Linked DNA regions of Homo sapiens: region 1 is linked to region 2. A link is an interaction called in ENCODE POLR2A ChIA-PET data of the cell type or tissue named here. Cell type or tissue: Panc1. All regions are shown on one strand. Links, peaks and the distances in the headings refer to the core of each region. The heading gives the core; the rest is flanking DNA. Region 1 overlaps FLNB (filamin B). Region 2 overlaps FLNB (filamin B).

Region 1 (5,374 bases), core at 265-5,264, 78 kb after region 2:
GCCAGGCTGGTCTCAAACTAAAATATTAAAAAAAAAAAAAGCTGGACATGGTGGTGCACACCTGTGGTCCGAACTACTAGGGAAGCTGAGGAGGGAGAATCACTTGAGCCCAGAAGGTCAAGGCTGCAGTTAGCCGTGATGGCATCACGACACTCCACACACAGAGAGAGAGAGTGAGACTCTATCTGAAAACGACAACAACAAAAATAAGTAAGTAAATAAACATGCACCTAAAATACTAAAAGTTCCACTTCGTGTGACTCCAGCAGCCTAAGAAACAACGTACTCTGCAGCTTGTCAAAGGTCTGGGCTTGGGTTGGTCACCCGTGGCTAACCATGGCTGGTTAGAAAGTTGAACCACACCCCAACTCTGTAAACTTCTGCGGAGCTTTGCTTACCATGAAAGGAGACAACTGGTACCCCTCTGATTACTCAGATAGAAGGGTGCTTAAGGATTGCTCTACAGTAAATGCTTCATAGAGAACTAGATTTTTACAAAGATTTCTGATTAGCTCATGGACGAATGCTTTTCACATAGCTAACCCTGCAAGGAAGCCCACCACAAAGATCTGTTTGTGGCTGGAGGTCCACCTCACCCCAGCCCTCTCTCCTTTCAACCCACTAGAACTAAGCAAGGTGGGACTCAGTGAATGGATCAACAAATGCTAACTGGCTGGCAACTGGCATCTATTAAACAATCAGGAAATAAAAAATAAAACAACACTTTCAAATCTTTTAGAAACTAGAAGATGAAACGGTCTCTCTTCCTGGGCTCAGGTGGCAGAAATGAAGCAATGTGGTCACACAGAGAAGACCAAAACTGACCCCGGCTTTCATCTAACCACATGACAGGGACATATCTCACAGCCCCACCCATGTGGCCTTGTGACCCTGTCACCTAATATGACCATTTTGTCTCCTACTTTAAAAAGCAGAGTGAGGCCACTTCCTCCTGAAAAATAAGCTGCATATAGAATTACCATATGATCCACCAATTCCACTTCTGGGTATATCCCTAAAAGAATTGAAAGCAGGGTCTCAAACAGCACTTGTACACCCATGTTTTCATAGCAGCATTATTCACAATAGCCAAAAGAATGTAACAACCCAAATGTCTATCAGCAGACGAATGTATAAGCAAAATGTGATATACACGTACAAAGGAATATTATTCAGCCTTAAAAAGGAATGAAATTCTAACACATGCTACAACATGGTGAACCCTGAAAACATATGACAAATGAAGTAAGCCAGAGAAAAAAAGACAGCATATGATTCTACTTCTAGGAGGTACCTAACAGACAGCGTATGATTCCACTTCTAGGAGGTACCTAACAGACAGCATATGATTTCACTTCTAGGAGGTCCCTAGAATAAGCAAATTCATAGAGACAGGGAGTAGAATAAAGGTTACCAGGAGCAGAGGAGAGGGGAGAATGGGGCGCTATTGTTTAATGAGTATGGAGTTTCAGTTTGGGAAGTTGAAAAAGTTCTGGAGATGGATAGCAGTGGCGGTTGCACAACAACGTGAATACACTTAATGCCACACTTAAAAATGGTTAAAATAGTGAATTTTATGTTATGGATATTTTCCCACAATTAAAAAAATGCAAAAAGCACACATATAAAAAAAAATTTTTTTTTAAAAGGGTGTGTTTCCTCTACAAGTGCACCACACTTGCTAAGAGGCAGATGAAGGAAATGGCAATGACCAGCCACATTCCTGAACCATAACAAGTGATCATTTTCTAGAAAATAGCACCGTGAAAGGAAACCGTCTCACATTAACAACAGGGAAGCCGGATGGCCAGTGATAAGGTTATTACAAACATACACTATGCCTTGATTAGATTCAGTCCATTTGACCAATCTGGTTGACAAAGGATTTAATTGGTTGTTTGCAACTGTTTTGTCATTAAGGAAGCATAACCTTTAAAGTCAGAGATTCCTCATTCCAGCCACCACCTGTGGTATGCCTTAAAGAAAGCACTTTTTTTTTTTTTTTTTTGAGACAGAGTCTCGTTCTGTCACCCAGGCTGGAGTGCAGTGGCGCGATCTCGGCTCACTGCAACCTCCGCCTCCCAGGTTCAAGCAATTCTCCTGCCTCAGCCTCCCGAGTAGCTGGGACTACAGGCTTGTACCACCACGCCAAGCTAATTTTTGTATTTTTAGTAGAGATGGGGTTTCACCTTGTTAGCCAGGATGGTCTCAATCTTCTGACCTTGTGATCTGCCTGCCTCAGCCTCCAAAGTGCTAGGATTACAGGTGTGAGCCACCAAGCCCGGCCAAAGAAAGCACTTTTAAAGAAAGTGAGGACATGCCAGCCTTCAAGTGACTGTGAATGGGAGGAGGGCTTTGAAGTCCCTAGTCCCTACATAACACAAGTGATGTCTCACACACCTCACAACCCACTGCAAACGGAACCTCAAATGGTAAGGGGTTTGTTCCAGAACTATCTGCCGGTCTAAATCATGCCCAAAAAGTCAGATGAGAAGACTCGACCACTGAGGTGAGAACAGCACGTGGTCAGCATCACTGCCCTAGCCATGTGTCGTCTTAAGAATAAGCGGATTGGGAGGCCGAGCCGGGCAGATCACCTGAGGCCAGGAGTTGGAGACCAGCCTGGCCAACATGGTGAAACCCCATCTCTACTAAAAATACAAAAATTAGCCAGGCATGGTGGTGGATGCCTGTAATCCCAGCTACTCGGGAGGCTGAGGCAGGAGGATCGCTTGAACCCAGGAGGCAGAGGTTGCAGTGAGCTGAGATCGTGCCACTGCACTCCAGCCTGGGCGACAGAGCAAGACTCTCAAAAAAAAAAAAAAAAAAAAAGACTAAGCTGATACCAAGCAGGAAAATACTTTATTCAAAGGGAACATTTGTAGGGAAGGAACATCCTACAAGACACATGCCCTTAACTATTCAGAAAGTCAGTGTCATTTAAAAAAAAAAAAAAAAAAGTTTGGGGAAATTATTTAGCATGAAAAGAGTCTAAAGAGAAATAACAAACAAATGTAGTAAGTGAACCTTAATCAGATCTTAGTTTGTAAAACAGCAACAACTATAAAAGATAATCTTAGGACAATAGAGAAATTCTACAACAAACTGAATATTAGATTATATGAAACTATTGTTAATTTTCTTACATGTGGCAATGAATACTGTGGTTATGCTAGAGGATATCCTATTCTTAGGAGAAGCTTAGTGATGTACTGAGGACAGAACTGTCACCATGCTTGCAACTTATTTTCAAATAATTCAGCAATCATACACATGAACACATATGCAAACACACACAAAGGGCAAGAGAAAACTATTAAGCTAGAATGGTAACAACTGTCAATTCTGGGAGAAGATATACAGAATACTGTGTGTATAACTATTATCCCACTGGGATAACATTTTCTTTCTCGTTTTTTTTTTTTGAGACGGAGGCTCACGCACTCTGTCACCCAGGCTGGAGTGCAGTGGCAAGATCTCGGCTCGATGCAACCTCTGCCTCCTGGGTTCAAGCGATTCTCCTGCCTCAGCCTCCTGAATAGCTGGGATTACAGGCACCCGCCACCATGCCTGGCTAATTTTTGTATTTTTTGTAGAGACAGGGTTTCACCATGTTGGCCAGGCTGGTCTCCAACTCCTGACCTCAGGTGATCTGCCCGCCTCGGCCTCTCAAAGTGCTGAGATTATAGGCATGAACCATCACACCCGGCCGATATTTTCTTAATTATGAAAAATGAGAAATAAAATGCACTCCTTCCCCTCCCCCATAGAAAAGGCATTAAGTTGTATCTGGCCATGTTGATCTTCACCAGAAACCACACTTTGCAGCCATGTAACTGTTCTCTTCACAAAGCTAGTGTGCTTGAAGTCAGGTGCCAATCACAACACCAAATGCCTTGAAATGGCTTCTACCCACTATAATGTTCTGAGCAAAACGGTGTTCCGCAGCTGCCTCGCAGTCATAAACAGGATGTCTTAGCAAGGAAGTATCTGCCAGGGGTTAACAATAGCTCCCACTCCGGCTGGAAATCTGAGGCAGGCTTAGTGTAACAGAAGGAGAAATGAATCAGCAGCCAGATGGCCCACCCCCATCACTGACTGTGGTGATCTGGGGCAAGACCAAACTCCCCCGACTCCCTACCCCGCGATTCCTCTTCTGAAAAATGGGAGCAATGGGCTACTGCACTAAAATCACCAAGCAGCAAACTTGCCCTTTCCATCTAAGCAGAAACATTTCTTAAAGCCTTAGAAAAACAAGGCAGAATAAAACAGTCATAAAATGTGTTACAAAGGAGGCTTGGGGTCTCTTTGAGGATTACACCTATCTATTTTTGATTCTAAGAACATCACTCTTGAAGCCATGAAATCATCTCCAACACCAGAGGACATGTCTCCAATACAACACCAGAGGACCAGCACTCACCTCTGCCATAGGCCCTGGCTTTCTTCGGGTTGAGTTTGGGTTTGAGAGGAGCCCCCGGCTTGAGCTTGGCTTTGGGGAACTGGGACAGGTAAGTCATAACTGAGTGCTCGTCCACATCCGGGTGAATGATTTCTTCAGGAGTGATGACCTAGGATAATGACATGGTGGATGAACACCCAGAACACATCACTTTGCAACTATTGAAGTGTTTGCAAATGCCTCTTAAACCAAGCACTACAAATATTAAGAAACTGAGTCAGCTTCTCAATTAAGTGAAATTACTTTAAACCAACACACCAATATCAGTGTTTTTAACCATTTTTGAGAAATTGCAGACCCCTTTGAAAGCTAGGGGCCCCTCTCCAAAAAATTCTGCATGTAACTTCCAAAAGTTCATTGTCCTCCCCATTCCCCAAAAGTCCATTTACTCCTCTGGTCAAAATTTCAAAAATGATAAAAGGATAAGCTATAGCAAGGCAGGAAAATGAAGAAACAAGCACACATGGGATTAGAGCATGTTACAAAAAAGTGCACAGGTTAACCAGCTTTTTCCTTTGCTTGTATACTCATGGTCTGTATCTGTATTAACTCTACTAATTAAAAAAGGTAAATAAAAAAGAAATAACATGTAAATATTAGATATGTGATCTCAATATATTAGGAGCCATTAAAAAAATAGGGAAGCCAGGCGTGGTAGCTCATGACTGTAATCCCATCACTTTAGGAGGCCAAGACAAGAGAAATCACTTGAGGTCAGGAGTTCGAGACAAGCCTGGCCAACATGGTAAAACCCAGTCTCTACTAAAAATACAAAAATTAGCCCAGTGTGGTGGCAGACACCTGTAATCCCAGCTACTAGGGAGGCTGAGGCAGGAGGATGGCTTGAACCCAGCAGGTGGAGGTTTCAGTGAACCGAGATCATGCCACTGCACTCCAGCCTGGGTAACAGAG
Region 2 (5,374 bases), core at 294-5,293:
AGCTATACCACACAGTGGATACAGTAAGATTCTTTCTGTAAGACAAAAGCAAAACTCTGTGTCTGCTTGTCTAATGAACCAATTAGCTAACCAACCCAGCAACCAAGAATGAAGACAGACAATGAGATGACAGACAGGGTGAAGGTCCTCCCTTCCCAGAGCCGTTTGCTTCCAGACCCAGGTGGGGGAGGAGGAGAGAAGATGGAGTGAGTCTCACTTTATTTACTTCTTCACTGCCTGTATCTTTCATAATCAAACATGTCCCATCTGTGGCAAAGAATAAAAGTAAATTGTAACGGGTCTAAAAAGCTTCAGAATTCTTTGAACATTTCAGTCTTTTCTCCTCCTCCATTAAGATCTGAGAGTAAAAAGAGGAGGAGATAGGCTGGGACAGGTCTTATTGCTGCTTCAGTGCATTTCTGGGAGCCTGGTACCATGAAAGAACAGACGGGTAGGAGCCCACTTGGACGCATCATGAATTCTGTGCAGGCAAAGAAACCCTCAAAATTAATGACACTGTGCTGTGTTCCCTGACTATCAGCATCCTGTTCTGAAAGTCAAGAAACTTGGCAGAGGAAGGAATCTGAATCACAACTAACAGTAATGAGGTGTGATAACACGGCCATCGAGCTCTCACTCTGGATTTATCGTGGGTCAAACCGCAACTCCCAAAACAGCTTTGGACAGCAAGCGCCTCCGAAGTGTGCATGACCCCAGTTTCCACGGGGAGTACGTGTAAAAAGCTTTCATGGGGCTTGAGGATTTCCATCTGGCTTGGTCCCTGGAGCTGGTTCAGTTAAGGCTTCAAGAAGCAGAAGAGTGGGTTACCTGTGGTGCCCCCTTCGAGTCCCGTGCCATAGGCGGACACCAGGGCAGGGTTCCCCGCTTGTCCAGGCTCCCCAACGCGCACTTTGAAGGGGCTTCCAACCACGTGGCTCCCATTGAACTTGACATCGATGGTGTGGACACCATTCTCATGAGGGATGAAGCGAACAGCATACTTATCTAGGAGAATGAGCAAAGGCACAGGGTGAAATCAAGCAAATGGACACCCCTGAGTTCAGTGAGGATAAAGGATGGAGGCCAAGCTGAGATGGCCCATTTAAAATCAACAGTTCTACAGGGAGCCTGGCACTCAGCATCCTGGATTTCAGAACCAGACAGACCCCCTGGGTATCCCTCATCAGCCCCAAGGGAAACGCATCCACATTGCAAATCCTATAAACACAGGACAAGACTCTGACCCCTGCCTCAGAAGAACACTTCCTTTCTTTAGAAAACCTCACTTCTTCAGTGTGAAATTCTGTGAATGCTGTTACTAATCCTGTCACGAGATGAATCTCATTTCACCAAAATTAAATTATGTTTTTCCACTAAAATGATGATACAAGTTGAAGACACAGCACTCTGAAATTGGAAGACCTCACCACTTAAGGCTCCGCAGCGGCTTACTCAGCTGAACTCCAGGTTACTACTCTTTACTTTGTTCACCCATTGGGGAGTTCAGTTTGTTTTTAAACATTGGGAGATGGCCATTCTAACTACTGTTCAATGTCTCTGTTTTGGGAAGGCATAACAAGAAATAAAAAGGAATATATATGAAGGGAAAAAAGAAAACCTCACTTCTTCTATGTTTCTCTATTTGGCCACTTGAAGGGGAAAAAAAACGGTTCCAACTGGCATTAATGCTCCTTAATTAAGCTCAAAGCTAGGAACTGCCCCCACAGGGCAGGTTTGTGGCTGTGCGTTTGGGTCACAGCATGTAGCAAGGTAATCTGTTAACTGAAGTGGGCACCTAGAACATCTACCCATTGTGCACCACCTGACTGCCGCTTCCTCCTTGAAGCCCTCCTGCCCAGGGTGCAGAGCCTGTTCTCCTCCTACCTCTCCAGGTAGTCTCTCGGTCTCTCCCTGGTGCCTAGTACTCTTCATCCCTCTCAGAATTTGTGTTCCCCAAAGCTCTTCTCCCTGCCTCTGGACGTCTCCACAGAGGTGCACCTCCATGAAGCTGTGCACCCTACGTCCTTTGGCACTGAACATCCTCCAACAGTCCCCATCCGCCTCCCTTAAAGCCAATGTGTTGTAGGGGAAGCTGGCTCCACCGCCATGTCCAGGTGTGGTCCCTGAGTGGATCAGGGAAAAATCCTTCTTCACTAAGCCTTAGTCAATGAGCACATGGCATTTCTTTAGCCACAGGAAATGACTCAGCAGTGGGCATGTGTCCAGGTCAGTGAGAGGGGAAGGCAGACGTGCTGGAGACTTCTGGGAAAGGAGGCTCTCGACTTCTAAGAATCCTGAGAGGGTGTCTCTCTTAATTGATGTGGCGTGAAGGTGGGACATCTGGTGCTGCTGCAGCCATCCTGCCACCAAGAGGAAGGCCATCCTGCCACCAAGAGGAAGGCCAGAACCAGGCCCACAAAGCAGAACAGCAGAAATATTTGACGCCTTGCAGGGCGCAGCTCAATGACCAAATCAAATTGCTGAAACCTGTCTTGGATGTCTTGAACTTTCTAGTTATGCAACTTACTGGGCCCCTTTATTGTGTGAGTTGGCTTGAGCTGGGTATTCTGTAATTTGCAATCAATAGTAACTGTGTCATGCTAATGATCTCATACATCTGTAGGGGTTCAAATCCTGTCTGGGGTGGAGTTAGCTTCCCCTGAAGCACATTGGCTTTAAGAGAAGAGGGAGGGTACCCAGTGAGGGACTGTTGGGGCTGAGGCCACCAAACCTCACAGTGATCTAGTAAACATCTCCATTTGGGTATTGGGGATCCTTCAAAACCCCTCAAAGTAAAATATTAAACCCTTTAAGGCCCTGACCAATCCTCACCCACCCTCTGCCTGGCTGGCCCTAGTTCTGATAACTGCACTGTCATCTTCCGACCCAATCACTAAGCTACGTGGAACATTTTGGAATGGATTCTCTCTCTCACTCTCTATAGCCACCATAGATCTCTGGCCTCAAGTCCCTCCTCTCCATTTCCAGTGCCACTGCTTCCTCAAATGGACCACTCTGGGAGCACCAGCTTGCCACTTGGCCTTTCAGACTAAAACCAGGATCTGACCCCATCCTTTACACTTGTTCCTCCTGAGGCTCCCCACTGCCTTTCTGCCTACTAGGAAACATAGATCTAAATGTTCACACAGAGCCTACATTCCTTTTTCTTTCTTTTTGAGACAGGGTCTTGCTGTGTTACCCAGGCTGGAGTGCAATGGCATGATCACAGCTCACAGCAGTCTCGACCTCCTGGACATAAGCAATCCTCCCACCTCATCCCCCACAAGTAGACTACAGGTGTGTGCCACCATGCCTGGCTAATTTTTTTTTTACTTTTTTTTGTAGAGAAGGGGTCTCACTATGTTACCCAGGTTGGTCCCAAACTCCTGGGCTCAACTGATCCTCCCAAAGTGCTGAGATTACAGGTGTGAGCCACCATGCCTGGTCAGAGCCTAGATTTCCAACTACACTATACAAATACAGCCAGGCACACAACAAATGCCCTATAAGGCAGTAATCATAGGTCTCCTCCTCATACATCAAGGCCCACATCAAATGTCACCTCCTCTGAGAAGCCCTCCTGAACTCACCGAGGCAGAAACTATTTCTCTCTCCTGCTCTGACCATCTTTACCATTTGCTTCACAGTTCTCCTGTGGTACTAGTGATCATTTGGGGTCATCATCTGCTTTTTGGCCAGGCCTTCACTAAACTTTGAGCAACTCTTTGAGCCTTATACCTTCCTTCAAGTTTCTGACACTTAATAAATTTATTATGTTCACCGGTAACACTGTCTCTTTAAAGTTGATTAAATCAGAGAATTCCATATACCAAGGCACCAAGCAAGAAAAATCTTAGGACATTAGGGCCTAGAGACCCAGATTTTCTTTTTTAAATTTACAGAACATTAACCTACTTTTCCTTTAGAGTAAAGTGAGATCAAAATATGCTTACTCGTGCCATAAGGTCAATGAATAAAAATCTGTAAGATGTTGTTACAATATGAAAGAAAAATTATGATGAATGTCATGCAAAAGGAATCTGAAAAACTAACAGAAAACAAAGAAGCATTTGTTTTTGTGTTGTGTGTATGTGTTTTTTTGTTTTTTTGTTTTTTTTCTGGAGACAGGGTCTCACTCTGTCACCCAGGCTGGAGTTCAGTGGCACAATCATAGCTCACTGCATCATAGCTCACTGCAGCCTTGACCTCTCAGGTTAAGGCACTGTACCCAGCCCAGCATTTGTTTAAAAAAGAAAGAAAGAATGAGCATTCTCTCCTAGCATAAAGGGTCTCCCTATCCCTGGCACATGTTTAAACCCTAATTTATAAACAATATCTGGCAACAGCAAAGGGAATTCAGAGGCTCACTGGCAGTAATGAAACTGATCAGCCCTCCCTTGGGACACACATTTACAGGAACATTCTGCTGGAAAGTGCTGGTGCTGGGACCCCCCAGCAGGCCTCCTGCTCACCTGGCTCCAGCTCAGACACGTGGCACTCCTCCACGGCTCCAGAGGGGCTGTGCACCTTTGCATCAATCTTGCCTTTTGCGCCATTCAACCTTATAGCAAAGGATGCTGGCTGGTTAACTTTTAATCCCGATTCCTGAGAATTTAATACATCAGACAGGTTATGGCCCTCGGCGTTCCTGCTCAGTGGCACACACTGACCCTACCCAAAACTGTGGGTGACAGTTCTCATGCAAATAGGTTTTTCTATATAACATATGACAACAAAGGGCAGGTGAGCCATTCTGCATTTTTAATGTAAGATAGCAGAGACGTGCATCTGCATGGTCTCTTATGCAAACCATCTTGATTCAGCCTAGAAGAGATGATTTCTGGGCTTGGATACTTGAGACATCCTGGTCAAAAGGACTATCATCTCAGCATCCAAAATAATGCCCATGCAGGCCAGAAAACCCAGTATGTTCCAGGTCAAAAAAGTGTCCTCTTTTAAGAGGATACTGCAGCTAACAAAGTCATGCACTCACGAACACGAACACAGTTTTATGTTATGCTGTTTGTTATCTCAAGGGCAGACCTGGAGGAACATATTATAAAGGGCTACGTGTGCAAAGAAGGCAGTACTCCATAGCAGTTAAGAATCAGCTGGATCTGGATTTCCTACCATTTCCTAGCTATATATCTAGGGTGCCAAACCTCTTCGAGTCTCAGTTTCCTCATCTGTAAAATGGGCATAATAACGATCTATCTCGAGGGCTACTATAAAGATCAAATGAAGCTGTGCATGCAAAACATTTATCACAGGGCCTAGCCCATACACAGAGAGGCTCGAAAACGTCAGCTTATTATTAAATATTAATATGCATTTAGAGGTTGTATCCCCACAAGAAGCCATAGAAAGACATAGC

Evidence for each region. Peaks named below come from ENCODE experiments on the same cell type or tissue, not always from the same donor. Only the 100,000 strongest peaks of a DNase experiment are listed, where the experiment ranks them.
Region 1: POLR2A ChIA-PET joins it to region 2 with 9 read pairs; 3 of 35 experiments call an interaction of 5 or more read pairs at or near these places.

The regions. Positions count from the first base shown.
Region 1 is chr3:58,080,826-58,086,199 of GRCh38, reverse strand. FLNB (filamin B) reads right to left here. Exons shown (of 46, transcript NM_001457.4): 4 at 4,424-4,571. Among named protein-coding and RNA genes, the nearest start is that of FLNB, 75 kb to the right of the region's middle. In Panc1, for the core only: no CTCF peak of the experiment used is centred there; no DNase peak of the experiment used is centred there; H3K27ac peaks cover 499 bases.
Region 2 is chr3:58,158,785-58,164,158 of GRCh38, reverse strand. FLNB (filamin B) reads right to left here. Exons shown (of 46, transcript NM_001457.4): 42 at 4,473-4,605; 43 at 829-1,005. It overlaps FLNB-AS1 (FLNB antisense RNA 1), which reads left to right. Exons shown (of 2, transcript NR_135534.1): 2 at 1-1,612. Among named protein-coding and RNA genes, the nearest start is that of FLNB-AS1, 9.2 kb to the left of the region's middle. RefSeq lists enhancers at 1-96, 2,103-2,397, 1,406-2,605 and a silencer at 2,333-2,530. In Panc1, for the core only: no CTCF peak of the experiment used is centred there; a DNase peak (open chromatin) is centred at 2,238; H3K27ac peaks cover 2,749 bases.